2 separate regions of the Homo sapiens genome follow, and region 1 is linked to region 2. Evidence: chromatin loops called from intact Hi-C (ENCODE). Cell type or tissue: OCI-LY7. All regions are shown on one strand. Links, peaks and the distances in the headings refer to the core of each region. The heading gives the core; the rest is flanking DNA. Region 1 holds the start of DVL1 (dishevelled segment polarity protein 1). Region 2 overlaps ATAD3C (ATPase family AAA domain containing 3C).

What was found. A loop is a pair of places that touch in the nucleus more often than their neighbours do. Peaks named below come from ENCODE experiments on the same cell type or tissue, not always from the same donor. Only the 100,000 strongest peaks of a DNase experiment are listed, where the experiment ranks them.
Region 1: a loop joins it to region 2, with 5 times the contacts of the local background. A loop is called at or near these places in 2 of 110 quality-filtered maps.

What each region holds. Positions count from the first base shown.
Region 1 is chr1:1,346,475-1,358,269 of GRCh38, reverse strand. DVL1 (dishevelled segment polarity protein 1) reads left to right here and starts at 8,852. Exons shown (of 15, transcript NM_001330311.2): 1 at 8,852-9,374. The coding sequence starts at 9,205. It overlaps MXRA8 (matrix remodeling associated 8), which reads left to right. Exons shown (of 10, transcript NM_032348.4): 2 at 1,566-1,589; 3 at 2,518-2,820; 4 at 2,925-3,026; 5 at 3,118-3,588; 6 at 3,761-3,916; 7 at 4,038-4,077; 8 at 4,164-4,240; 9 at 4,342-4,422; 10 at 4,641-5,579. The coding sequence ends at 4,666. RefSeq lists enhancers at 3,510-4,141, 4,142-4,773, 9,890-10,519, 10,520-11,149, 11,351-11,795 and 3 more and silencers at 8,231-8,380, 8,401-8,720, 8,821-9,000, 10,161-10,337. In OCI-LY7, for the core only: a CTCF peak has its summit at 8,338 (motif pointing left); DNase peaks (open chromatin) are centred at 5,239, 8,449 and 8,799; H3K4me3 peaks cover 1,973 bases; H3K27ac peaks cover 435 bases.
Region 2 is chr1:1,453,444-1,469,883 of GRCh38, reverse strand. It overlaps ATAD3C (ATPase family AAA domain containing 3C), which reads right to left. Exons shown (of 12, transcript NM_001039211.3): 4 at 15,384-15,539; 5 at 14,365-14,424; 6 at 13,968-14,093; 7 at 13,535-13,659; 8 at 12,704-12,755; 9 at 10,653-10,723; 10 at 8,967-9,134; 11 at 7,176-7,284; 12 at 1-1,500. The coding sequence ends at 1,354. Among named protein-coding and RNA genes, the nearest start is that of ATAD3B, 10 kb to the left of the region's middle. RefSeq lists enhancers at 7,239-7,298, 7,319-7,398, 7,484-8,258, 14,806-15,305. In OCI-LY7, for the core only: a CTCF peak has its summit at 7,893; a DNase peak (open chromatin) is centred at 7,123; H3K4me3 peaks cover 598 bases; H3K27ac peaks cover 1,481 bases.

The sequences.
Region 1 (11,795 bases), core at 3,796-11,795, 110 kb after region 2:
TGGCCAGCCTCCCCTCCTAGGGAGTTGAAGCCCAGAGGGCCAAGAAGGGCTGGGGGCCCAGGCACGGCGGCGTCTCCCTCGGGGCCCCTCCTGCAGCCCCTCTTGCTGGGGCTCTGTTTAGGGAGTGGGTCAGTGATTGAAGGGGACCTGAGAACTGTGGGGTCTGTTCCAGCCCCCGCTCCCAGGCCTGGGCTGGCTGCTGACCGGGCACATTCCTCTGGGAAGCTCCCAGGCTCTCGGCCACATCTCTGGGGCAGTTTTCACATAGGATCTATGTGAGGGAGAGCAGCCCCCAGTGATCTAGAGACACAGGATAGAAACAGCTTTTATCACCCACGGGCCCTGGGGTGCACAGACTGCTGGGAGGCCAGGGAAAGTGGAGAGAGACAGGGACCCCCAGGCCAACCCTTTATTGGGATCAGGGCGTTCTGCATACAGGTTTCCCTCAGGGAATTTTTTTGGAGGCAGTTTCTCTCTCGCCAAGGAGGCTGCAGTGCAGTGGCGTGATCTCGGCTCACTGCAACCTCCACCTCCCGGGTTCAAGTCATTTTCTTGCCTCGGCCTCCCAAGTAGCTGGGACTATAGGCGCCCACTACCACCCCGTCCGGCTAATTTTTTGTATTTTTAGTACAGATGGGGTTTTTCATATTGGCCAGGCTGGTCTTGAATTCCTGACCTCAGGTGATCCACCTGCCTTGGCCTCCCAAAGTGCTGGGATTACAGGCGTGAGCCACCATGCCTGGTGGGGGAGTTTTAACTGGTGGGTTTAAGGCAAGCGGCACGAGCCCCGTGGGGCCACGCTGACTGTGGGGGGACTCCGTGGTGCAGCTGCACAGTCCATGTGGGGCGTGGGGTCTGTGGGGACACAGGGGGTGGTCACCAGGGGACAGTGCGTAGGGCGGGCGTCTGGGTGGATCAGCTCGAGGACGGGGGATGTGAATTGGAAACTGTCCCGGGTGGCAGCCCCGCTTCCGGTCAGAGAAAGTCCAGCCTAGATTCAGAGTGGATGCCGAGGCGGCCTACGACAATGAGAGTCCCTCAAGCAGCAACGCGGGCCTGTGGGGCGGCAGCCGGGGTCACGACCCACATTCAGCCTTCAGGCCTCTGCCCTGCGGAAGCACCTCAGGGGCTGCGCTGAGCCTTAGGTGTGGTGTGGGGTCCCCAGCGTCTGAGGGTCCAAGGACCCTCGGGGGCTGGGGCACAGCCCTGGAGGGAGCGTGGGGGAACCCACAGATCCAGCCTCCTTGGTGCTCTGGGTGACTTGGGTGCAGCCAGGTGGAGTGGCCCCGGTGACAAGCACACACCCCAGAACCGGCTGGCTTGGAGCCTGGCCCTGGCCCACGCCCATGCCCTGGCTTCCCCACTCAAGGGCAGGTGCCATCCAAAGCCCAGCACGGTGGCAGGGAGGGCTATGTAGGTCTGTGTGAGAGGCGTCCTCCCTGCACTGAAGTGGGTGTCACAGCATCCACTTTGGGACTACAGGAGGGACTCTGGGGGCCAAGTGGGGGGTCTCGGGGCTGGGTGGGGCTGTGGGTGGCCTCTCCAGCTCACTCCTCTCCTTCCAGGCTCTGCTGTTCTCCTGCACTCAGGTTAGTGACCCCAGCCCCAGCTGCCCACCCCCACTCCCCCTCAGCCCCTCCTATCTTGCCAGGCCCAGCCCCCGGGGGTCCTCAGGCCCTGCCCCTCCCCCACTGATTCCCCCTTGCTCATCAGGACCCTTGGGCACCTCCCCTTGCCAATAACTCCCCCTCCCCCAATGACTCCTCTTCCCCTACCAGGGCCCTTGGGGGCCTGGCCCTCCCCCACAGACTCCCGCACACCCACCAGGGCCCTCGGGGGCCCACCCCTCCCCCACAGATGCCCCCACTGACTCCCCTTCCCCAACCAGGGCCTTCGGGGTCTGCCCCTCCCCTACTGAGTCCCCTTCCCCACCAGGGCCCTCGGGGCCCACCACTCCCCCATGGACTCCCCATCCCCCACTAGGGTCCTTGGGCCCCATGTCTCCCCGACTGACTTGCCCTCCCCCATGGACTCCCCCTCCCCTGCCAGGGCCCTCGGGGGTCCACCACTCCCCCAATGATTCCCCTTCCCCCACATGGGCCCTAGGGGGCATGCCCCTCCCCCATGGAATCTCCCCCACCACGAGGGGCCTCAGGGGCCCACACCCCCCCAAAGATGCCCCCAACCCCGCCAGAGTCCTTGGGGCACACCCCTCCCCCAGTTACTCCTCCTCCTCCACCAGGGTCCTCAGAGCCCGCCCCTCCCCCACTGATTCACCCTCCCCCATCAGGACCATCAGGGTCCGCCCCTCCCCCAGTGACTCCCCCTCCCCTATCCAGGCCCTCGGGGGTCTGCCCCACCCCACGGACTTCCCCTCCACCACCAGGGCCCTCTGGTCCTGCCCGTCCCTTACAGACATCCCTCCCCCACCAGGGCCCTGCCCCTCCCCCACTGACTCCCCCAACCAGGGCCCTAGGGGGCCCACCCCTTCCCCCACCGACTCCCCTCCCCCACCAGGGTCCTCGGTACCCGCCGCTGCTGGCAGCTCCGTGGTGTCCGAGTCCGCGGTGAGCTGGGAGGCGGGCGCCCGGGCGGTGCTGCGCTGCCAGAGCCCGCGCATGGTGTGGACCCAGGACCGGCTGCACGACCGCCAGCGCGTGCTCCACTGGGACCTGCGCGGCCCCGGGGGTGGCCCCGCGCGGCGCCTGCTGGACTTGTACTCGGCGGGCGAGCAGCGCGTGTACGAGGCGCGGGACCGCGGCCGCCTGGAGCTCTCGGCCTCGGCCTTCGACGACGGCAACTTCTCGCTGCTCATCCGCGGTGCGGGGACCGGGGACCGGGGCCGCGGGGTCGGGGCAGGGGTCCGGGGCCGCGGGGTCGGGGGCACCGCAAGGCTCACGCGCGGCTTCCTCCTGGGTGCGCAGCGGTGGAGGAGACGGACGCGGGGCTGTACACCTGCAACCTGCACCATCACTACTGCCACCTCTACGAGAGCCTGGCCGTCCGCCTGGAGGTCACCGACGGCCGTGAGTGCTTCCCCCCCGCCCCCCAGCTCCCGCCCCTCGACCCTCGACCGCCGCCCCGGCCCGCGCGCCGCTGACCGCGCCCCCTCCGCAGCCCCGGCCACCCCCGCCTACTGGGACGGCGAGAAGGAGGTGCTGGCGGTGGCGCGCGGCGCACCCGCGCTTCTGACCTGCGTGAACCGCGGGCACGTGTGGACCGACCGGCACGTGGAGGAGGCTCAACAGGTGGTGCACTGGGACCGGCAGCCGCCCGGGGTCCCGCACGACCGCGCGGACCGCCTGCTGGACCTCTACGCGTCGGGCGAGCGCCGCGCCTACGGGCCCCTTTTTCTGCGCGACCGCGTGGCTGTGGGCGCGGATGCCTTTGAGCGCGGTGACTTCTCACTGCGTATCGAGCCGCTGGAGGTCGCCGACGAGGGCACCTACTCCTGCCACCTGCACCACCATTACTGTGGCCTGCACGAACGCCGCGTCTTCCACCTGACGGTCGCCGAACCCCACGCGGAGCCGCCCCCCCGGGGCTCTCCGGGCAACGGCTCCAGCCACAGCGGCGCCCCAGGCCCAGGTGAAGGAGGCCTCCCTGGGACCCGGGAAGGCGGGAGCCCACCCCACCGGGGGTTGCTCTGCGCCCGCTGTCCCTTGCCCGAGGCCCGCGGATCCCAGCGGGGGCCGTGGCCCGGGTCGGGGCGCAGGTCTTGCTGGTACCTGACGCCGCCCCGACCCCGCGTTCCCCGCAGACCCCACACTGGCGCGCGGCCACAACGTCATCAATGTCATCGTCCCCGAGAGCCGAGCCCACTTCTTCCAGCAGCTGGGCTACGTGCTGGCCACGCTGCTGCTCTTCATCCTGCTACTGGTCACTGTCCTCCTGGCCGCCCGCAGGCGCCGCGGAGGTGAGGCTGCCCCGGCAAAGCCAGCGGCCCCAGGAGACTGAGGTGGGCGGGAGGGTGGTCCTCTGGGCTGGGGGACCTGCGGAAGGGGCGGCACTGCCCCCAATGTGAGTCTCCTTCCCAGGCTACGAATACTCGGACCAGAAGTCGGGAAAGTCAAAGGGGTGAGTGCCCCCCTCCCGGCCCTCCTGGGGACCAGGGCCCCCTTCACCCCACCCAGCTGTAACCTCCTCCCACCCTCGCCATCCAGGAAGGATGTTAACTTGGCGGAGTTCGCTGTGGCTGCAGGGGACCAGATGCTTTACAGGAGTGAGGACATCCAGCTAGGTGAGGCAGTGCTGGGACACGAGGGCACAGGCGCGGCTCCCAGTCCCGGGCTGGGAAGTGCATCCTGGGAGCGGGGACCTCAGCCTCCTCTCCTCCCACAGATTACAAAAACAACATCCTGAAGGAGAGGGCGGAGCTGGCCCACAGCCCCCTGCCTGCCAAGTACATCGACCTAGACAAAGGTGAGCGGCGGGGGCGACCTCAGCCCATCTCAGAGCCCTGCCTGTCCCCATTCCACCTCACCTGGGACCAACGATGGCAGGCACCAGCCAGGCCCGGGGCCCCTGCCACCTCAGGCTCAGAAATCCCTGGGGAGTCCTGCGGGGGGGTCTGCCCTGTGTCTCCCACTGTGATGAGGGTGGAGGACAGCCGCCAACCCGTTGGCGCCCTTGGCTTCCAGGGTTCCGGAAGGAGAACTGCAAATAGGGAGGCCCTGGGCTCCTGGCTGGGCCAGCAGCTGCACCTCTCCTGTCTGTGCTCCTCGGGGCATCTCCTGATGCTCCGGGGCTCACCCCCCTTCCAGCGGCTGGTCCCGCTTTCCTGGAATTTGGCCTGGGCGTATGCAGAGGCCGCCTCCACACCCCTCTCCCAGGGGCTTGGTGGCAGCATAGCCCCCACCCCTGCGGCCTTTGCTCACGGGTGGCCCTGCCCACCCCTGGCACAACCAAAATCCCACTGATGCCCATCATGCCCTCAGACCCTTCTGGGCTCTGCCCGCTGGGGGCCTGAAGACATTCCTGGAGGACACTCCCATCAGAACCTGGCAGCCCCAAAACTGGGGTCAGCCTCAGGGCAGGAGTCCCACTCCTCCAGGGCTCTGCTCGTCGGGGGCTGGGAGATGTTCCTGGAGGAGGACACTCCCATCAGAACTTGGCAGCCTTGAAGTTGGGGTCAGCCTCGGCAGGAGTCCCACTCCTCCTGGGGTGCTGCCTGCCACCGAGAGCTCCCCCACCTGTACCACCATGTGGGACTCCAGGCACCATCTGTTCTCCCCAGGGACCTGCTGACTTGAATGCCAGCCCTTGCTCCTCTGTGTTGCTTTGGGCCACCTGGGGCTGCACCCCTTGCCCTTTCTCTGCCCCATCCCTACCCTAGCCTTGCTCTCAGCCACCTTGATAGTCACTGGGCTCCCTGTGACTTCTGACCCTGACACCCCTCCCTTGGACTCTGCCTGGGCTGGAGTCTAGGGCTGGGGCTACATTTGGCTTCTGTACTGGCTGAGGACAGGGGAGGGAGTGAAGTTGGTTTGGGGTGGCCTGTGTTGCCACTCTCAGCACCCCACATTTGCATCTGCTGGTGGACCTGCCACCATCACAATAAAGTCCCCATCTGATTTTTAGACTTGTCCCAGGTATGCTTCTGAAACTCCGTCTCCTGGGGCTGGGCAAGGCATGAGTCTGGGCCTGGGAGTCCTCGTCTCCACCTGGAACCCCTGACATCATCCCATTCCTTGGGCTGAAAGGTCTGGGTCTGGGTCCTCTGGGAGTCGGTGTCCTGGGAAGGGGACCTTTGAGCTAGTTCTGTGTGGCTTCTGGTCGTGGAGGAGTTCAGATTCCCTTGAGGGCTGACCTGGACGTGAGGAGGGGGGACGTGGTGGTGGCTGTGAGGCCAGAGGGAAGGCCGTGGGAGCACAGCTCTTGGAGAGGCAGAGGGACGAGGAGCGGGAGTAGTGGGATGCGGGTCAGACACTTGCAAAGGGGGCGGGAGCAAAGAGGCTCCAGCAGAGACAGCCCGGGACAGCAGGGTGGTTCCAAGAGTCTTGGCCAGGCCAGCACGGATCTGGCCCTAGAATCCTTTCCCGCTCAGGCATCAGCTGGTTGGGTGCAGGATCTCAGCACAAGTTCAGGCGGTGGGAGGAGTGGCGGGAGCAGGAAGGCCCGTGGCCCGGGGTCCTGGCAGCACAGACCAGCGACTAACTGCTGCTTCTTGAAGCTGGCGTCACCACCCAACCCCATCCTCCAGTCCTCCCAGGACAGTGGGGGTGGGAAAGGGTGACAGTTGCCCACAAGGACCCCACACAAGCATGGATGGGGAGGGAGGGAGGCTGGTCTGGGGAGGTGTGGCTTGAAGATGCACCCCCCTCCCAGCCCGGTTACCTCTGGCCTCACCAGTGGCCACACCTGTCAGGGCCCCAGCTGGACCACATCCGCGTCAGCAACGGGACTGGCCTCAGGCCTCTGGCTTCCAGCCTCTCTTGAGACCTAGCCTGGGGTCAGGCCCTCAGGGCAGGGACAGGCTTCCTCCCTCCCTGGGGCCTCAACAGATAGCCCCTCTTAGGTCTTCCTGCCTGGCTTCTGACCTCTGGGGAAGAGAAGGGCTGCGGGAAGGTGGAGGGGGCTGGCGGCTAAGCTGTCCGGGCTTGGCTGAGCAAACGCCACAGTTCTCCCTCTCAGAGCCCGGGTGCAGGGTCAGGATCCCAGGCCCAAGCTGACCGTCAAGCACTGGTGCCTGCACTGATCGGTTTCTTTCCGAGCCGGTGCAGCCCCCAGCACGGTCAGGGCCCGATAGATGCCAGTTCCATCTCGCCGGCTTCCTGGGGACGGGAACCAAGGGACCCCACCGCACTCTCTTCCCCATCGCTCCAGCCCCGTCCAGGCCCCCTCCTCACTCCCCCCGTCGCTCCTGCCCCGTCCAGGCCCCCTCCTCACTCCCCCCGTCGCTCCTGCCCCGTCCAGGCCCCCTCCTCACTCCCCCCGTCGCTCCTGCCCCGTCCAGGCCCCCTCCTCACTCCCCCCGTCGCTCCTGCCCGGTCCAGGCCCCCTCCTCACTCCCCCCGTCGCTCCTGCCCCGTCCAGGCCCCCTCCTCACTCCCCCCGTCGCTCCTGCCCCGTCCAGGCCCCCTCCTCACTCCCCCCGTCGCTCCAGCCCCGTCCAGGCCCCCTCCTCACTCCCCCCGTCGCTCCTGCCCCGTCCAGGCCCCCTCCTCACTCCCCCCGTCGCTCCTGCCCCGTCCAGGCCCCCTCCTCACTCCCCCCGTCGCTCCTGCCCGGTCCAGGCCCCCTCCTCACTCCCCCCGTCGCTCCTGCCCGGTCCAGGCCCCCTCCTCACTCCCCCCGTCGCTCCTGCCCCGTCCAGGCCCCCTCCTCACTCCCCCCGTCGCTCCTGCCCCGTCCAGGCCCCCTCCTCACTCCCCCCGTCGCTCCTGCCCCGTCCAGGCCCCCTCCTCACTCCCCCCGTCGCTCCTGCCCCGTCCAGGCCCCCTCCTCACTCCCCCCGTCGCTCCTGCCCGGTCCAGGCCCCCTCCTCACTCCCCCCGTCGCTCCTGCCCCGTCCAGGCCCCCTCCTCACTCCCCCCGTCGCTCCTGCCCCGTCCAGGCCCCCTCCTCACTCCCCCCGTCGCTCCTGCCCCGTCCAGGCCCCCTCCTCACTCCCCCCGTCGCTCCTGCCCCGTCCAGGCCCCCTCCTCACTCCCCCCGTCGCTCCTGCCCCGTCCAGGCCCCCTCCTCACTCCCCCCGTCGCTCCTGCCCCGTCCAGGCCCCCTCCTCACTCCCCCCGTCGCTCCTGCCCCGTCCAGGCCCCCTCCTCACTCCCCCCGTCGCTCCTGCCCCGTCCAGGCCCCCTCCTCACTCCCCCCGTCGCTCCTGCCCGGTCCAGGCCCCCTCCTCACTCCCCCCGTCGCTCCTGCCCGGTCCAGGCCCCCTCCTCACTCCCCCCGTCGCTCCAGCCCCGTCCAGGCCCCCTCCTCACTCCCCCCGTCGCTCCTGCCCCGTCCAGGCCCCCTCCTCACTCCCCCCGTCGCTCCTGCCCCGTCCAGGCCCCCTCCTCACTCCCCCCGTCGCTCCTGCCCCGTCCAGGCCCCCTCCTCACTCCCCCCGTCGCTCCTGCCCCGTCCAGGCCCCCTCCTCACTCCCCCCGTCGCTCCTGCCCCGTCCAGGCCCCCTCCTCACTCCCCCCGTCGCTCCTGCCCCGTCCAGGCCCCCTCCTCACTCCCCCCGTCGCTCCTGCCCCGTCCAGGCCCCCTCCTCACTCCCCCCGTCGCTCCTGCCCCGTCCAGGCCCCCTCCTCACTCCCCCCGTCGCTCCTGCCCCGTCCAGGCCCCCTCCTCACTCCTCCCATCCTGGGCCGCCCTCTAGTGGCCTCCGCGCTTCCTGCTGGGGTCGGGTCGGGAAGGCCTCCAGCCCCGCGAGCCCCGGAACAGTAAGCGCGGACGCCCCGCGGCCTCAAGGGACGCCTCGGAAGTCTCCCCTGCCCTGCGGAGAACCCCAGGACTAAATCCCTCCCGCCGCCGGGCGCTCCGACGCCTCCGTGCACGCCCGCGCCCCCGCGCGCCCCGCATCCGCTCGGCCTGCTGCCTGGACCCCGTGGGACCCGGCAGAGGGCACGCGAGTCGGGAGCCTTCGCGGTGGCGCAGAGCGACCGGGCGCCACCTCAGCGCCGCGCACCCGGCGTCCCCGGGGTCCCTCCGCCCGACCCGAGCGCCCCGGCGCCCACGGGCCCACAGCCAGCGGCGCGCGTCGCATGCGCCGGATCATAATGGAGCGCGGGCCCGCGCGCGGGGGCGGGGCCGGGGCGGGGCGGGGCGAGCGATGATCGCCTGCGTCTGCGCATCCTCGCCCCGCCCCCGCCGTGCGCCCCCGTGACGTCAACGCCGCGCGCTCGGGCGCCCCCCCGCGGCCACGCTCAGGACCCCGGGCCGGGCGGTCCCTTTAACGGCGCGGCCCGAGGGGCGCAGGCGGGAGGGCGGCGGGGCTGAGCGCGCCCTCCGTGCTGCGTCCCTCGCGCCGCTCCCGGGCCGGGGGCGGATGGGCGGCCGCGGGCCGCGGGGCAGCAGTCGGGACGCGCGCGGGAGCCGGGGGCGGCGGCCGGGGCCTGGGCGGTCGGGCGGGGGCGCCCGGGGGCCTCGGAGCGTCGGGGCCGAGAGCGGTGCGGGCCGGGCGGGGCGCAGGCGGGCGGGCGGGTAGCGCCCCGCGTCCGAGCCCCGGGCCGGGCCCTGAGCGCGCGGGCTCCGCGCCGCCGCCGCGCCATGGCGGAGACCAAGATTATCTACCACATGGACGAGGAGGAGACGCCGTACCTGGTCAAGCTGCCCGTGGCCCCCGAGCGCGTCACGCTGGCCGACTTCAAGAACGTGCTCAGCAACCGGCCCGTGCACGCCTACAAATTCTTCTTTAAGTCCATGGACCAGGACTTCGGGTCAGTCGGCCGCGAGGCCTGCGCGAGCCTGGCGCGGGCTCGGGGGTCGCACCTGCCCGCGCGGGGACGGGGCGGGGGTCCTGAGCCGTTCGCGCCCCCGGGGACCTGCGACCGCGACGCGCCTCCGCTAGATGCGGCGCGGGTGGCGGCCTCGGCCCGTGTGCGGCGCGCGCCCACCTGTCCGTGGAGCGGGGCGATGGCAGGCGGGGTTCCCGGCGTCCCTGGCCCCAGCTTCCCGGCCCCGAGTCCTGCCTTGGCCCGTGTCAGACTCGGTCGGCCGCATCGCTTCCACCGGGGCTGGCCGGGAGCGCCTGCCGTTGGTGCGGGCTGGGGTCAGGGGCGTGTCAGTGGGAAGGAAGCAGGGTGGGGTTCCCTAGCTGGGATGGGGAGACATGGGGGTACAGGTTCACCAACCTGTCTGCTAGGGTTTGCAGAAGCTTCCCGAGGGTCAAGACAGGTTCTCCTGGCCCCCTTCTGCAGGGTCCTTGTGACAGGGTGGAGGTCAAGGGCCACTGGTGACCATGAAACTTTATTCGCCTACCCGTGTCCTGAGCTTCCTGTGGGCCCCGTCCCCACTGAGCCACAAAGCACTTGCGTTCCCGGAGCAGCCCAGACCATCTGCTGTTTCGGGGCAGCCTGGGTCAGCGTCTCCCTGCTGGGCCTCGGTGGTGGTGTCCCAGGCGAGGAGACCCCTGCTGTGCTGAGCTGGGCCCTCTGGGACAGGGAGCAGGAGCCTGGCGGTCTGCTTGAGGCCTGGCCTGGCCCGGCCCAGCCACCAGTAACCTGAGTCCCTAGTCCCAGCTCAACAGTGCTGGGGGCGGGCTCAGGCCTCGTGGCCCCAGGAGGTGAGCCTCCGGCAAGCGGTGTCCTTGTGTGTGGCCGCTTCTTGGGATTGTGACATTAAGGTTGTTTCTTGGATTCTGTGGTTGCAGGGTCCTCAGGCAGCCCCAGGTCCAGTCAGGCTGGGTCCGCTCTGGAGCTCTCAGGGGGGCCCAAGGGACATCTAGACAGCTGTACTTTCCTTCCCCACCCCCACGACCAGGCAAAGCAGAGAGGGCAGGGTGCGTCCTTGGCAGCCTTTGAAGGCTGGGCGCTCCCCACTCGGCTCAGCGGCCCTCCTGCCCGCTCCGGTCAGGTTGGGCAGGAGGGGGCGGTTTGTTTTCTGAGTCTGGTCCGGGCTCCTCCCCAGCTGGGGCACCTTGCAGTCCCTGCTTCTCTGGGCCTGGGCTGCTTTGGCCTTGAGCATGGGGCATGTGTCAGGTACTTTTGTTTTTGACTTAGTTTATTATTCTAACGAAAGTTACCAAAGTTACTAATGCTGTTTGTTGCAAATGTGTGCCACCAGGAAATGCGTAGTGAGGAGGTGCCCAGCCCCCAGGTTCTGCTCCTGGACCATGCTCTGGGATGAAGCCCTGGGGGAGTCCGCCTTCTGCTCCTGACACCCACCGGGGGCTGCCCAGGGCAGAGACAGCCTGACTGTTGCCCTAGTGCACTTCTAGCAGTGGCTGCACCTGCTGGGCACATTTGGAGGACGCGTGGGTGCCCGGGCCTGGGAACAGGGTGGGCAGGTCTGGGTGTCGAGGCAGGCTTGGGGATGCGGCCAGGAAAGAGACAGGGGAGCTTCAGTGTACAGCTTTGGAGGCTGCAGACTTACAGGGGGCTGGGAGTCAGTGGGGCTGCAGAGGTCAGGGCTGGGCTGGGCTGGGCTGTGGGGGTTGGAAAGAATGGACTGGGGTGATGCTGGAGGTCCAAGACGAGGGCCTTGCTCTGTAGCCTCCCAGGTCCTCTGGCTGGGATGGGGGCCTTGCTCTGTGTCCTCCCTGGTCCTCTGGCTGGTGGCCTCAGGAGCCTACGGAGGACCCTCATCAATTACTTCCTTCATCCCTTCCCCTGAGTTCTACCCGCAGACCTCTCAGCACTGTCTGTTCTGTGGAATAGAACCCCCGTGGGAGGGGCTGGTTGGTCAGTAATACTTTAGCTTAAGCGACTGCTGAACTAGACACTGACCCTGGATGCCAAGCGAATGTAGTTGGAGATGGGGGGAAGAGAAGGCAGGTCCTCGCTGGTCTGGGGTGGCCTTCATAAGAGAGGGAGCTTCAGGCTGGGGACGCTGAGGAGGCCCTGGTGAGTCGGGGGTTCCTGCGCCAGCCCCCGCTGCATTCTCAGCCCAGCCCTGGTTCCCCAGCCTCTGCTCCAGAGCATGACTGACCACCTTGCAGTGCAGGGAGCCTGTGTCATGGCCACAACCACGTGCCCTGGTCTGGACCCCACTCCCCACGCACGGCTTTGGCCCAGTGGGTGAAGGTCCCCCGCCTGTCCTCCACTTTTCATGCCCTGGTCACAGCTATTCTGACCCAAGATCCCCAGGGCTGGGAGGAGGGCAGAATTGGGGAGGGTCTCTGCCTGGTGCTGGGTTTGGTG
Region 2 (16,440 bases), core at 4,655-12,654:
CAGTTAAGGCTCTTTTCACTTATTTTGTGGATCTTCAGTTGCTTCAGGCCATCTGGATGTATAAGTGCAGGTCACAGGAGATATGATGGCTTAGCTTGGGCCCAGAGGCCTGACACCCTGAAGGTGGAGGTTGCAGTGAGCCGAGATCACACCACTGCACTCCACCCTGGGCGAGCAAGACTCTATTGCCAAAAAAAAAAAAAAAACAGACCAGGCACGGTGGCTCAAGCCTGTAATCCCAACACTTTAGGAAGCCGAGGCAGGAGGATTGCTTGAGCCCAGGAGTTGGAGACCAGCCTGGGCAACAAAGGGACCCTGTCTCTACCCAAAAAAATAAGAGAGGAGAAAAACCAAATGAGTTCCCCAGCCATAGTCAGACGCCCCTGACCCCCACCCCCACCCCATGGCTGTAATCAAGGTTTTGGTTATTTAGAGGTACAGTCTCACTCTATCATCCAGGCTGGAGTGCAATGGTGCGATCTTGGCTCACTGCAACCTCTGCCTCCCATGCTCAGGCGATCCTCCTACCTCAGCCTCCAAGCCAAGAAGCTGGGACCACCGGCATGTGCCACCTGGCCCTTTTTTTTTTTTTTTTTTTAGAGGGAGTTTGACTCTTGTTGCCCATGCTGCAGTGCAATTCCATGGTCTCAGCTCAGTGCAACCTCCACTTCCCGGGCTCAAGTGATTCTCCTGCCTCAGCCTCCTGAGTACCTGGGATTTCAGGCACTTGCCACCACGGCCGGCTAATTTTTTTTTTTTTTTTTTTTTTTTTTTTTTTTTTTTTAGGAGAGATGGAGTTTCACCATGTTGGCCAGGCTGGTCTGGAACTCCCGACCTCAGGTGATCCACTCTCCTTGGCCTCGCTGAGATTCCAGGCGTGAGCCACCGCGCCCAGCCCCATCATCAAGGTTTGCAGGGACTAGCTGCAAAGCGCGGGCAGGGGCGGCATCTATTTGAAGCCGCTGTGTCTGTTTCGCGTGCACTTCCCTCCACCGTGTGTCTGGCCACAGGCAGCTCTGGCGGAGGGGAGGGAGGCGAAGGGGCACCCGCGTATGCACGGCCTCAGGATGGGGCACGGGCACCCGGCCCCGCCGTGGCAGCCACCTCCTGTGAAGCCCACCCCTCTGTGGTTAAATCCTCCAGAAAGCCCCAGCTTCTGCCTTTTCTGTCACCTTTGACCCCAGGGGGACGTTAGGGGGCCCCAAACCCCGCCCCGTGTCAGCCAATAGACACAGCGGTGCGGCCCCCGTGGGACTTTATTACGGGGAGTATTTCCTAAATGTGCGGGGCCGCAAAGGCAGGGGTGGGAGGGGTCCGCGGCCAGGCTCCGTGAGGTGTGGTCTCCCCATGGACTCAGGATGAGGGTTGCTCGTCCTCGGGCCCAGGCCTCTCCCCCTTCAGCCAGCGCATCATCTGCTGGTGCTGCTGGACAAAGTCTTGCACGCAGGCGTCCATCATGGCCTCGGTCAGGACCCCGTCCTTGGAGGCATACGCCGTGGCCTAGTGGGGAGAGAGGGAGCTGAGGGAGGCCGCCATGGGAACCCCCCACCCCAAATGCACGCCAGGGCCCTGAGGTGGGGAGGGACCAAACCAGGGGCTCCAGGATGGCCTGAGCGTGAAACACAGGCTACCCGCACCTCGGCAGAGCCCAGCACGTGTGTGGACACCGGGGGCAGCCCCTGCAGTGCCCACAGCCCTGCCTGCGTCCTCAGCACCAATGTTGCTCAATGACTTTCTAATAGAAAGCCCAAGGCGGAGCCTCACTGACGGCCGACCCAGGGCAGCTTCCCAGAGGCAGGTGGGAACTGCAGACCCTCTGCGTGTCTCAGCCGTGGTCAGGCAGTGCCCCCGGGTCATAGTGCACCTCAGACCCTCAGACCCTGACCCTCACAGGCCTCCAGGGCAGAGGCAGCCACTGCCCACCTTGAGGCACGTGGCTGGTGGCACCAAGGCCACCTCTGCCCCCACCTCCCTGTCCTCCTGGGCACAGGGCTTGGCATCTAGCATGTGAAGGCTGGAGCTGCTGGGGCTGTGGCCCTTGGTGTGGCTTCAGGCAGCCTCAGGTCCAGCCCTTCTGCCATGGACAGGTCACTCTCCATCCCAATGCCAGCAAAGGGCATGGAGTCCCCAAGGGGAGGCACCCATGGGTCAGGGTGAGGGTGTGGGGACCCCCACTGGGCGCCATGCTCAAGAGCGCACCAGGACGCCTGGAGGAAGCACAGGGCAGGGGACCCTTCCCGGACAGCTGAGCGGGTCCCTAGCCCCATCCCAGCTATGCCTCCCAGAGGCAGGATTCATCTCACGGGGTGCAGGGGCAGCAGCACACCATCCTCCCACAACACCGTCACCACGATAGAACCTGCCATGGGGATGACCACGTGGTGCCCGTCCCCTCTGCCAGCGCCCATCCCTCACCAAGAGCCACTGTGTGGGGAGACACTGACCGGAGCCGGACCACCACTGTGGGTCGGGGGCCCGGGAGCGCAGGAGACACTGACCGGAGCCGGACCGCCACTGTGGCTCAGGGGCCCAGGACTGCTCAACATCATTTTTGGTCTTGAGCCCACCCAAGAGAGGGCAAACAGGTGCAGGGACCCTCAGGGTCCACCCGAGTGGCTGCACCTCACCCAGGGCCCAGCAGAGGAAAGGGGGTGAGCAGATGCTCACGGAGCCACCCCTCCAGGAAGCACGGGACCTGGCAGGAGCCCACCAGAAGTGACAGCTAAATGTCACGTGGCCTCCTGGGTGGGATTCTGGGGCAAAACCTGGTCGCGGGTGGGTCCAACAGTGACACATGATGTTCACCACGTGGCAAGGTCCCAGGCCCAGGAAGTCTCTGTGCTACTCTTGCAACTTTTCTGGGAACCTAAAATCTTCAAACTATAAAAGTTGAAAGACAAGACCTGGACCTGATGTCTTCACATGTGAATTCACAAAACATTAAGAAGAATCAGTACCACTCCTCAAACTCTTGGACAAATTGAAGAACATTTCCTCACTCATCCTAAGAGGCCAGCATTACCCTCATATCAAAGCCAAAGACACCACAAGAAAAATGACATGCCAATATCCCTGATGAGCATCGTTGGAAAAGTCGTCAAGAAAATGCCAGCAAAACGAATTCAGGAGTATAATAAAAGGATTCCACACCCTGACCAAGCAGGATTTATTCCTGGAATGCAAGGACAGTTCAACATATGAAAATCAATCAATGTTCCACATACAAAATGTTCAACATACAAAAATCAGTCAATATTAGCAGAGTGGAGGAAGGAAACCACATGACCCTCTCAACTGTTGCAGGAAAAACATTTGGCCAAATACAATTTTTTTTTTTTTTTTTTTTTTGAGATGACATCTCCTTCTGTCACCCAGGCATCTCGGCTCACTGCAACCTCCACCTCCCGGGTTCACGCCATTCTCTTGCCTCAGCCACCTGAGTAGCTGGGACTACAGGCACCCGCCACCACACCCAGCTAATTTTTTATATTTTTTAGTAGAGACAGGGTTTCACCATGTTAGCCAGGCCAGGATGGTCTCAGTCTCCTGACCTCATGACCCACCCGCCTCAGCCTCCCAATATGCTGGGATTACAGGCGTGAGCCACCGCGCCCAGCCATTTTTTTTTTTTTTTTTTTTTTGAGACAGAAGTTTGCTCTTCTTGCCCAGGCTGGGGTGCAATGGCAGGATCTCGGCTCACCGCAACCTCTGCTTGCCGCATTCATGCGATTCTCCTGCCTCAGCTTCCCAAGTAGCTGGGATTATGGGTATGCACCACCACGCCCAACTAATTTTGTATTTTTAGTAGAGTCGGGGTTTCTCCATGTTGGTCAGGCTGGCCTCGAACTGCCGACCTCAGGTGATCCACCCACCTCACACTTTTATGATAAAAACACTCACCAAACCAAGAATTGAAGGACACGCCCTAAACACAATGAAGACCATATATCACAAGCCCACAGGTGACATACTCAGTGGTGAAAAACTGGCAGCTTTTCCTCTGAGTAAGGAACCAGGCAAGAATGCTTTACTGCTTCTATTCCACATACCACTGGAAGTTGTGGCCAGGGCCATTAGACAAGAAAAAGAAAAGTCATCCAAACTGAAAAGGGAGAGGTAAAATCACCTGTTCTCAGATGATATAATCTTATATGTAGAAAATCCTAGAATCCATATTGGAAAAAACAACCCTGTGACATCAGCAAAGTTACAGGATACAAAATCAACAGCAAAAACAGCTGCAATTCTACATACTAACAATGAATAATCTTTTTTTTTTTTTTTTTTTTTTTTTAAAGACAGTCTTGCTCTGTCGCCCAGGCTGGAGTGCAGTGGCACGATCTCGGCTCACTGCAAGCTCCGCCTCCAGGATTCACCCCATTCTCCTGCCTCAGCCTCCCGAGTAGCTGGGACTACAGGCACCTGCCGCCACGCCCGGCTAATTTTTTGTATTTTTAGCAGAGATGGGGTTTCACCATGTTAGCCAGGATGGTCTCAATCTCCTGACCTTGTGATCCACCCACCTCAGCCTCCCAAAGTGCTGGGATTAAAGGCATGAGCCACCGCGCCTGGCCCACAATGAATAATCTGAAAGGGAAATTATGAAACCATTTCCATTTACAATAGCATCCGAAAGAATAAAATACTTTGAAATTCACTTGACCGAGAAGGTGAAAGACTTGCACAGTGAAAACTGACCGGGCTCCGTGGCCCACACCTGAATGAATCCCAGCACTTTGGGAGGCTGAGGCGGGCAGATCACCTCATGTCAGGAGACCGAGACCAGCCTGGCCAACATGGTGAAACCCCGTCTCTACTAAAAATACAAAAATTAGCCGGGCATGTTGGCGCGTGCCTGTAATCCCAGCTACTCAGGAGGCTGAGTCAGGAGAATCACTTTAACCCGGGAGGCGGAGGTTGCAGTGAGTTAAGATCGCAACACTGCACTCCAGCCTGGGCGACAGAGCGAGACTCAGTCTCAAAAAGACAAAAAGAGAAAACCACACAATATTGCTGAGAGACATCAAAGCAACATAGAGACTAAATGCAATCCCTGTGAAAACCTCAATTATGTTTTACAAAAATAGGAAAACCATTCCTAAAATTCATATGGAATCTCAAGGGATCCTGAATAGCCCAGACTGGAGTTCAATGGCACCATCTCAGCTCACTGGAACCTCCGCCTCCAGGGTTCAAGTGATTCTCATGCCTCAGCCTCCTGAGTAGCTGGGATTACAGTCACACACCACCACGCCCAGCTAAGTTTCGTATTTTTAGTAGAGACGGGGTTTCACCATGTTGGCCAGGCTGGTCTTGAACTCCTGACCTCAGGCAATCCACCCACCTCAGCTTCCCAAAGTGCTGGGATTACAGGCGTGAGCCACCGTGCCCGGCACAAAAAGAAAAAAACTCTTGAAGGACAAAGTTGGTGCTGGGCGTGTTGGCTCACCACCACCGCTGTGAGCAGTGCAGGATGAGTGTCCTTATAAGGGACACCAGAGAGAGCTGAGTTGCTCTCTCTGCCACATGAGGACCCAGCAAAGAACACTCCACAGGGAGGGACCGAGCTGGCACCCTGACCTTGGGCCTGTAGCCTTCAGAGCTGTGGGCACACACGCCCCAGTGGTTATGGCAGGCCCAGCAGTCGACCACACTCCTGTTCTTTTTTTTTTTTTTTTTGAGACAGTCTCACTCTGTTGCTCAGGCTGAAGTACAGTGGCACGATCTCGGCTCACCACAACCTCCACCTCCTGGGTTCAAGCGATTCTCCTGCCTCAGCCTCCCGAGTAGCTGAGAATACAGGCATGCACCACCACCATGCCCGACCAATTTTTGTATTTTTAGTAGAGGTGGAGTTCGACATGTTGGCCAGGCTGGTCTCGAACTCCTGGCCTCAAGTGATTCTCTCTCCTTGGCCTCCCAGCATGCTGGGATTACAGGCATAAGCCATGACCAAATTATTCTTATTTTTTAAGACAGGGTCTCACTCTGTAACCCAGGCTGGAGTGCAGTGGCACAATCACAGCTCACTGCAGCCTCCGCCTCCTGGACTCAAGTGATCCTCCCACCTCAGCCTCCCAAGCAGCTGGCATCACAGGTATGCACCACTAGGTCTAGCTAATTTTTTTTATTTTTTGTAGAGATGGGTTCTTGACTTGCTTTCCAGGCTGGTCCTGAACTCCTGGTTTCAAATAATCTGGCTGACTTGACCTCCCCAAATGCTGGGAATACAAGCATCAGCCACCACCATGCCCGGCCTCTGCTTTCTTAGTTGTGGAAACAGACCTGGTCCCAAGTGGGGATGGCCTGGAACAGAGACCTCAGCTGACCCAGAAGGACGGGGTTTGAGATCTGGGGTTCTTTGTCACAGCGGCATAACCCAGCCTGTACTGACTAATACAGCTCCCTACATACCCCGGCTCCTACGTTCAAATCAAGGTAGTTGGCTACTTCATTAAGCTGTCACACATAATGTGCTGCTAGATCGAGTGACCAGATTGTCACACAGACTCTGTGGACCCCAGAGGCAGCGATGCCTGTGCATGGCCAGGGTGCCTTCTGCCCCACAGACCTGGTTTTGCTTTTCCAGCAACCCCCAAAGACCAAAGCTTTCTGGATGGCCGTGCCCACACTCCTGTGAGTCCCAGCTCCTTGGCCCTGGGGCAGCCATGGAGCTGCAGGAGGGGTGCCCCTGAGAAACAACTGGCTGTGGGACAATCAGAGGCCACAACTCCCACCCATGTGTCTGGGCCCGTCAAGCAGGACCAAGCCAATGGACTTGGTCCAAGAAACACAACGTCCCTCCACCCCCACCACCAAACTCACAAGGGGCCTGTCCTGATGACCATTCACACTGGGGGGTGCCTGTCTGCCAAGGTGAGCATCAGAAGCCTCCCGCCCCACCTGGCAGAGCCCGGGCTACTAGGAGGCCGCACTGGCTTCCTGACCTGTGACCGTCAGCCACTGACATGGCCCCACCCTTCTTGCTGGAGCAGGTGCACGCTGCTGCGTGGAGTGGCCCAACTGGGGCAGGGGCCCCGTGTCACATCTGTGCACTGAAAACCCCTCAACAGAAGCTCCCACGTGACACCGGTGCTGGGACAGGCCTGGCGCAACCAAGCATCTGCACAGCAGCTGGGCTTCCATCTGGGTGGGTGCACCCGAGCCTGACTCACCTGCCAGGACACGGCCAGCTGTGCGATCTTCCGGCATGACATGCCCTCTGTCAGCCGAGCGATCTCTAAGCACTTCCTCCCGTAGTCAAACTGGGCCAGCTTCAGACGCCTGGGGAAGGAGTTCCCAAGTGGGCCGGCCAAGGCAGCAGCTCCCACACCACGAGGTGGAGGCCGGAAGACAGGCAGCCAGGCGGACACCCATGCCAGATGCCCCCTTGAGAGGGACTCTCTACCTGTGACAGCCAAGTTCCGCCCCCTTCCTGACGCAAGCCAGGCCTGGGCTGAGCAGGAAGGGGGCGGCTGTGGGGCCTGGAGATGGCCGCACCCCTTCCTAACACCAGCCCTGTCCACTCAGCACCCACAGGGCGCATGGCCGTTAAACTGGCAGTGGCAGAGCCCTGAGTTCTAGCAAAAAAGCTTCTGCCTGGAGGCCACAGAAGCCAGGTCATGGTGCCAGAGCTACGAGCAGCCATGGGTGTCGGGGAGCCCAGGGAAGGGGAGGGCATAGGGAAACTGAGACCCGGAAAGCTGGTCTAGCATGGAGCAGGCGGCAGTGGAGGGGTCGGCAGGGGAGAACCAGGCTCTCTTTGGAACAGAGCAGCTTTTGTCGTCACTGGCGACAGCAGGGATTTGGGTCAGGTGCACAGAAGGACTCAGAAACCGGGGCCCTGGGGACGCCAAGAAGTAGAGCAGCCTCTGCTCATCTGGAGTGTTCCCGAGGCAGCCAGTGTGAGGCGCCAGGGCCCCTCATCACCTGGAGGGCTCTGCCCACCGTGCCTGCTGCACCCACCGCCAGCAACAGGGAGCCTGACAGCCTCAAGGCACATGTGCAGCAGGAAGCAAGAGCCGCGCCCCACACCACGAGGCTCCAGGGCCGGGTGTGGCAGCTGCAGGGAGGCCAGGCCAGAAGCCAGCAGTGGACCATGAGGAGCCTCTCCCTCTAGTCCCGACATGGGGGTCTCATGAGGAGCCTCTCCCTCCAATCCCTACATGGGGGTCTCATGAGGAGCCTCTCCCTCCAGTCCCTACATGGGGGTCTCATGAGGAGCCTCTCCCTCCAGTCCCTACATGGGGGTCTCATGAGGAGACTCTCCTTCGAATTCCGACATGGGGGTCTCAGAGCAACACTCCACGTCACCTCCCCTCACTGCCAGGGTCTGGGGGTGGCCAGGTACAGGATTTCCTCACAGCTCTCCGCGTAGTGAAGAGGAACGTAAAAGAGGCCGGGCACAGTGGCTCACATCTGTAATCCCTGCACTTTGGGAGGCTGAAGCGGGCGGATCACCTGAGGTCAGGGGTTCAAGACCAGCCTGGCCAACATGGTGAAACCGCATCTCCACAAAAAATACGAAAAGTAGCCAGACGTGGTCGTGGGCACCTATAATGCCAGCTACTCAGGAGGCTGATGCAGGAGAATCGCGTGAATCCAGGAGGCAGGGGTTGCAGTCAGCTGAGATCGTGCCACTGCACTCCAGCCTGGGGGACAAGAGCGAGACTTCGCCTCAAAAAAAAAAATGTTAAAGGTTTGTAAGTGATAGTGGACTGTGCCTCCAAACCAGAAGACACGCCACCAGGCTGTTCTCAGGTGGGGATGAGGAAAGGGTGGCAGGACCTCCCTGGATGCGGCCTCTGGGACCCTTGGGGCCCACAGGGCTCCTGCACGAAACCGCAGGGCAGGGAGGTGGTGCCCATCCTGGAGACAGGGCCTGCTGGGTGTGTCCGGAGAACAGGAGCAGGGGTGGACCCTGAGCGAGGGCCCCTGGACGGGGGCTGGTGGGGCGGGACACTTACCGCTTTCCTTCTGTGGCCGGCTTAAGAACATACTCGTTAAGATACATTCTCACCAGGCGCGCCCGCTCCTCCTGCCCTGGCAGGTCGAAGTGGACCATCACGTCGATGCAGGCATTGATGGCCCAGTCGAACTGCTCGGGGTGGCAGCTGGCCAGGATCAGCATGAATCTGCGGGGCGGGGATGGGGAAGGAAACGCTGGGGCTGCCGGCCGAGCTGTCCCCAGGGGAACAGGTGCTCCTCAGCCCCCTCAGGAAGACTTTCTGGGAGAATCTAAAGTGGCAGCTTGTGAGCACAGGAAACATGGGGAGAACGCAGCCACAGCCATGGTCACCCGCCTGCCTGCCCCACCACGCCCAGCTGTCCCCCTGCCCGGCTTCCTGGGCCTCTGTTCTTGCCCCGTGTGGTACTTCCCCGCTGACCGTCGCCCAGCCTGATAGGCAGTGCCGGGAACACCACTCCCTCCTGCTACCTGAGCCCCGCTGTGCTGGGAGCAGGGATGCGGGACCCAGAGTCCATGTCAAGATTGTGGCCACGCTGGCCAGACGCAGTGGCTCACGCCTATAATCCCAGCACTTTGGGAGGCCGAGGCGGGTGGGTCACCTGAGGTCTGGAGTTCAACACCAGCTGACTAACATGGTGAAACCCCATCTCTACTAAAAAAGAAAAAATACAAAAAATCAGCCGGGTGTGGTGGCGCACGCCTGTCATCCCAGCCACTTGGGAGGCTGAGGTAGGAGAATCGCTTGAACCCAGGAGGTGGAGGTTGCAGTGAGCCAAGATCACGCCATTGCACCTCAGCCTGGGCAGAAAAAGCAAAAACTCCATCTCAAAAAAAAAAAAAAAAAAATACTGCCACGCGAGCCAGGAGCAGGACCTCGGGGGCCCGGGTTCACTGGAGGCTCAGCAGGGCCCCAGCCTTGCCTCTCTGGGAAGGACCCGAGTCAGGGCTCCAGGGAGCGTCTACCGGCAGCAGCTGACCCAGGAGCCCAACGTGCCTGAGGAGTCAGCCACGGCCGACCAGCAGGACTTGATCCTCCATGTGACACGTGACTGGGGCTGGAGGGACCCAGGAGACCAAGAAAACTCAAAATTAGGGGACTTGGGAGGGACTAGGGAGACTGGCCATGGGGCGGTCACCCTATGGGGGACATCTGGGCGGCAGCCCACAGAGGCCACACAAAGTCGGGTGGGCCCCAAGCCTGGAGGGTGCACCCTTGGCCAGCATCCGGGCGGGGGACCAAGGTCCCAGGTTCCGCCCCGACACACAGGACCTGCTGGTGTCCAACTTCCCGTGGGAGCAAACTTGTCTCCATCTCCCACCCCAGGGCACACACACCCTCCAAGGGAGACCCAGCAGAGCCTCACACGATGAGACCACCTCCCTTGCAGGCACAGGACCGCAGAAACCTAGGGGCAGAGGGACCTGCAAGCTGGGGCGGCGGTGCACAGGGCCGTGAGGACAGGACTGACCCCAGCTCTGCCCGGGAGGCCCCCGCATGTTCCTCAGTGACACCCCGTGCTGTCCTGAGCTGGGCCGTTCCCAGGGGACATCCAAGGTGGGCACGTTGAGGCCACGGCAGCTGCCCAGCACTGTGAGCCAGGGCCCCTCAGGTCCCTCGGTGGGAACCAAGGGTGACGGCTGCACAGCCCTGCCCGGGGGCCCAGGACCCGAGGGGCTCCCTCACTTGTTGCTGTGCTGGCCCGTGCGGTACAGGAAGGCGTTCAGTGTGGCCCTGAGGTCCTCGCTTATCTTCTCCTGCAGAGAGAAGGTTCCAGCCTTAGGCACCAGGAGCAAAGCCTTGTAAACAGCCACAGCAGAAAGTCCCACAGGCCTCCCTCCTGCAGGGAGCAGGGACATGGCGACACTTTCACGGATCTAGACTCAAAAGCCTGACCAGGGCCAGGGGCGGTGACTCACGAATGTAACCTGGATTTTGGGAGGCTGAGGCAGGCAGATCACACGAGGTTGGGAGTTTGAGACCATCCTGGCCAACATGGTGAGACCCCGTCTCTACTAAAAATACAAAAATTAGCCAGGCGTGGTGGCACACCTGTGGTCCCAGCTACGTGGGAGGCTGAGGCACGAGAATCACTTAAACCTGGGAGGCAGAGGTTGCAGCGAGCTGAAATGGCACCGCTGCACTCCAGCATGGGCGACAGAGTGAGACTGTCTCAAAAAAAAAAAACAAACCCTGACTGGGCGTGGGGGCTCATGACTGTAATCCCAGAACTTCAGAAGGTCAAGGCAAGAGCATCTCTTTAGCTCAGAAGTTCGAGCCCAGCCTGGGCAACAAGGGGAAACTCCATCTCTACTAACATTACAAAAAAGTTAGCTGGGGCCTGGCGCGGTGGCTCACGCCTGTAATCCTAGCACTTTGGGAGGCCGAGGTAGGCAGATCACCTGAGGTCGGGAGTTCGGGACTAGCCTGACCGGCATGGAGAAACCCAGTCTCTAGTAAAAAAAAAAAGACAAAATGAGCTGGGTGTGGTGGTACATGACTGTAATCCCAGCTACTTGGGAGGCCGAGGCAGGGGAACTGCTTGAACCCAGGGGGCGGAGGTTGCGGTGAGCCAAGATCGCGCCATTGCACTCCAGCCTGGGCGACAGAGACCCTGTCTTAAAATAATAACTGTATGGCTGGGGGTGGTGGATCACGCATGTAATCCCAGCATTTTGGGAGGCAGCAGCGGGCAGATTATTTGAGGTCAGGAGTTCTCAACCAGCCTGACCAACATGGTGAAACCCCATCTCTACTAAAAATACAAAAAACTTATCTGGATGTGGTGGCACACACCTGTAATCCCAGCTACTCAGGGGGCTGAGGCAGGAGACCAGCTTGAACCCAGGAGGCGGAGGTTGCAGCGAGCCAAGATTGCGCCACTGCAAGCCAGCTTAAGGGATAGAGTGAGACTTTGTCTCAAATAAATAAAAATAAAAATAGACCGGGTGCAGTGGCTCACACCTATAATACCAGCACTTTGAGAGGCTGAGGCAGGGGCATTACAAGGTCAAGAGATCTAGACCATCATGGCCAACGTGGTGAAACCCCATCTCTACTAAAAATACAAAAATTAGCTGGGTGTGGTGGCGGATGCCTATAATCCCAGCTACTTGGGAGGATGAAGCAGGAGAATCGCTTGCACTGGGAGGCGGAGGTTGCAGTGAGCCGAGATCACGCCACTGAACTCCACTCTGGCAACAAAGCAAGACACCATCTCAAAAACAAAACAAAACAAAACAAAAAACACTCAAAAGCCAAACCTTAACTTTAAGCTGACCTAAAAAAATGCTGTTTTTTTTGTTTTTTTTTTTTTTTTTTTGAGATGAAGTCTCGCTGTGTCGCCCAGGCTGGAGTGCAGCAGCACGATCTCGGCTCACTGCAAGCTTCGCCTCCCGGGTTCACGCCATTCTCCTGCCTCAGCCTCCCGAGTAGCTGGGACTACGGGCGCCCGCCACCACGCACAGCTAATTTTTTTTGTATTTTTAGTAGAGACGGGGTTTCACCGTGTTAGCCAGGATGGTCTTGATCTCCTGACCTCGTGATCCACTTGCCTCGGCCTCCCAAAGTGCTGGTATTACAGGCGTGAGCCTCCACACCTGGCCAAAAATGCTGTGTTTTTCACACAAAACTTAGAGAAAAAGAAATTGAGCAGTGGGCTGCGGCCTGGCCCAGGATGACAGCCGCACACACCCCACCACCCTCCTGTGGCCAGACAGAGGCTTAGTGACACTCACAGTGGCTCGCTTCCGAAGGAAGGCGTCCGCTTCATCCACAAAGAGCAGGAGGCTGTGGACGAGAGGGAGGCCAAGCTGGGTGAGAGTGATGCCAGGAGCAGCCCACAGCGGCGTCCGGCCATGGCAGGAGCAGGCCAAGCAGGCAGATCCCCACGGGGTCAGGCTCTGCCCCACGGAGCCCTAAGTCCTGGACCTGACAGAAGCTGATCCACCGACAGAAGCAGACTCTGCCCCGCAGGCTTCACCCCCACTCAGCCCAGTGCAGCGCTGGTGGCCGCTTAGAGTCCACACCAGGGACAGGTCTTCTAAAGTGAAAGGTCAAAGGCCAGAGGGGAGGGTGCCAACCATGAGCATCGTGGTTCCAACGAGGACAGCCGAGGCCACAAGGGTGCCCGGGCTGTGCCCTGCGCGGGGTCACTGTGGGACCTATTGAAGGGAGTGTGCCATGCTGTCTTCAGCTAACTTTCAAATGGTTCTAGAAAAGGCAACCAGTGCCCACGCCCACCTGCAGGCGTGTTGGGGGGAGGGCGGCTGTGGAGGAGCCTCCCCTGCAGCTGTGAAGACCCCTCTCCCCCTGCACCCACCCACCTCCCTTCTGCCCTGAGCCAAGTATCCCACTGGCAGCCTCCACACGCTGGGGGCCTCGTGTCCACCAGGGTCCACACTCAGGGGACTTTCCCTCCGAGGGACCCTCCACTGGGCCTCCTGCGTGGCCACAAGGACAGAGCTGCAGAAAGACAGGGTCCCCAAGAGACACCTGGACCCCCTTCCCAGAAGGCAGCCTGCTGGGCCGCAGCCAAGGGCCTGGTGCATGCTGTGGGGACGTCTCACCCGCGCCGGCTGGTATTGGCCCAGTCAAAGAGCTTGTGCATGGCGGTCACGCCTTCCCGCCCCATGGGGGCCACGTCCCCGCCTGTCATGATGGCGTAGTCCATGCCTGAGTGCAGGGCGAGTTTCTGGACAAGAAGAGTGAGGGGAGACAGAACAGATGTTCCCTCCGCCTCTGCAAAGCCTGCACACTCCACCCGGAGTGTGGAGGCTCTGCCCAGCGTCCCTGCCTGGAAGCCACAGCCTGCCAGACAGGAGACGTCCCCCGCCTGGAAGATGGGAGGCGCTGCTGCCCACACCAGCACCCTGAGCCTACACGAGGGTGGGCAAAGGCCTAAGGGGGGTCCATTCCCCAGGCAGCTGAGCCCCCCAGACACCTGCAGGCAGGTGAGACCCCAGCGGCCCCTGGCCCACCTGTTCAGCTAGGCACTCTCACCTTGGCAAACAGCGTCTTCCCGGTGCCTGGTGGCCCGTACAGCAGGATGTGCCTGTACAGGCCCCGGTTCTTCTTGATGTTCCTTGTCATTATGGCGATGTCGCGCACCCGTGCTTCCAGGCTGGGCTGCCGAGGAAGACAGGGGCTTGGAGGACACAGTCTGCACCCACAGAAGCCTCGGGGGCAGGGGCTGCGAGAATGCCTGGGTGTGGACTCCGCTCTCCGGGGAGCCACCCAGCTCGTGGGCAGCCTATCTATCCCCGGCACGGTCCAAGCAGTCGCATCTCAGGACCCAAAAGATCCTGGGCGCCACCAGGAGCGCCAGCAAGGGCCACAGCCCAGCCCAGCTCCGGGGTCCCCTCCCTGCGCCTCCCCGGTCCCAGGCACACCGACTTACACTAAGCACAACACCCTCCAGCACGTCCTGGGGTCGACTGAGGAGCCGCCGGCTGACCTGCTGGAGGGGAAGGGGAAGCACCATTGGGTCACCTGCCACAGCCACGGAACAGCCACCAACGCACACACAAGCTCGGTAACACGCAGAAACGGAGCTGCCCCGAATCACAGCCAGGACCGGCCTGGAGCTGGAACCCCGCCCCGCCGGGAGACTGGGTGTCTGTTGCAGGGATTGGGGGCATTTTCCGGTTTCTTATCGGCTTCTCTTTTTTCTGGGTTTTTTTTTTTTTTTTTTTTTTTTTTTGAGACGGAGTCTCACTCTGTCGCCCAGGCTGGAGTGCAGTGGCGTGATCTCTGCTTACTGCAAGCTCCATCTCCCAGGTTCAAGCCATTCTTCTGCCTCAGCCTCCCGAGTAGCTGGGACTACAGGCGCCCGCCACCACGCCCGGCTAATTTTTTGTATTTTTTTAGTAGAGATGGGGTTTCACTGTGTTAGCCAGGATGGTCTCGATGTCCTGACCTCATGATCCACCTGTCTTGGCCTCCCAAAGTGCTGGGATTACAAGTGTGAGCCACCACGCCCGGCCAGCTTTTATTTTCTTAACCACCCACCGAGTGACCTGTGGAGACACTGCCACCCCCGTGTGGAGAGCAGGCACCTTGGGGGCTGGCAAACGGCGCGGCTCCCCAGGGAGGCCGCCAGACACTGTGGCCTGTAGCAGCTTCCCCGACAGACGGCCGCACACCCAAATCCCGGGTCTTGCAAGGACCCCGATGTGCTCCCAGGCCCCATCAAGAGCCCTGAGCAGGGGACACCGAGGCAGACAGGGGAAGGGTCTCACTGATGCAGACCCCTAAGGTACAGCGCCAGACAGGAAAACCCACCCGTGAAGCAGCGTGCGGGTGCCTGTTATCCGGGGAAAGGGAAGGGACAGGAGTATATGCGTGGGCTGTGCTCGTGGGGCAGAAGGGACTCAGCCAGGCACTTGCACTCAGGGAGGGCCAGGCCTGCGCCGCTACCTGGATGGGGTGCCGCAGCGCCTCAAGCACCGTGATGCGGGACGTCTCCCTCACTAGGGACGGCTTCCCCAGCCGAGCCTCGATGTAGCGGCCAGTGACGGCTGTCGCATTCTTGGCTGAGTAGACCCCGACAGCCAGCAGCGTCAGCCCAGCCACCTGCAGCAGAGACACCGCACTGGCGCACCGGCCCCCACCGTCCCTCCCTCCTAGAGCAGGAGACGCACGGGGCTGCCCCCACCCTCTCTCCGCCTGAGGGAGAAGCACAGGGCCGTGTGCTGGCCCCACAGGAACCCGAATTCCCAGCCCCGAATCCCACAGCCACGCGGTTACAGGAGGCAGGTGGGGCAGTCACAGCGCCCTCACTCAGGGCCATTTTCTCTGCAACTGGTAGCATAAATCCTACAAAGCTCTGGTCGCTGAGCGGGGCCCTGGGCAGACCCAGCTGGATATGTCACAGGGCCACACCCTCGGTACATTCTTGGCCACTAAAAATGGTACTTTATTCCTGGAAAACAAGACTAACCCAAAATCTCTAACTCGTTTTAAAAATCAATTAGGCCGGCTGGGCACAGTAGCTCAGGTCTGTAATCCCAGCACTTTGGGAGGCTGAGGCAGGTGGATCACCTGAGGTCGAGAGTTGAAGACCAGCCTAACCCACATGGAGAAACCCCGTCTCTACTAAAAATACAAAAAGTTAGCTGGCCATGATGGCACATGCCTGTAATCTCAGCTACTTGGGAGGCTGAGGCAGGAGAATCACTTGAACCCGCGAGTCGGAGGTTGCAGTGAGCCCAGACTGCGCCGTCACACTCAAGCCTGGGCAACAACAGGGAAACTCCATCTCAAAAAAAAAAAAATGGTTTATGCCAGGCCTGGTGGCTCATCCCTGTAATCCCAGCACTTTGGGAGGCCAAGATGGGTGGATCACTTGAGGCCAGGAGTTCGCAACCAGCCTGGCCAACATGGTAAAACCCCACCCCTACTATAAATACAAAAATTGGCCGGGCATGGTGGTACACACCTGTAATCATAGCACTTTCTGAGGCCAAGGCAGGTG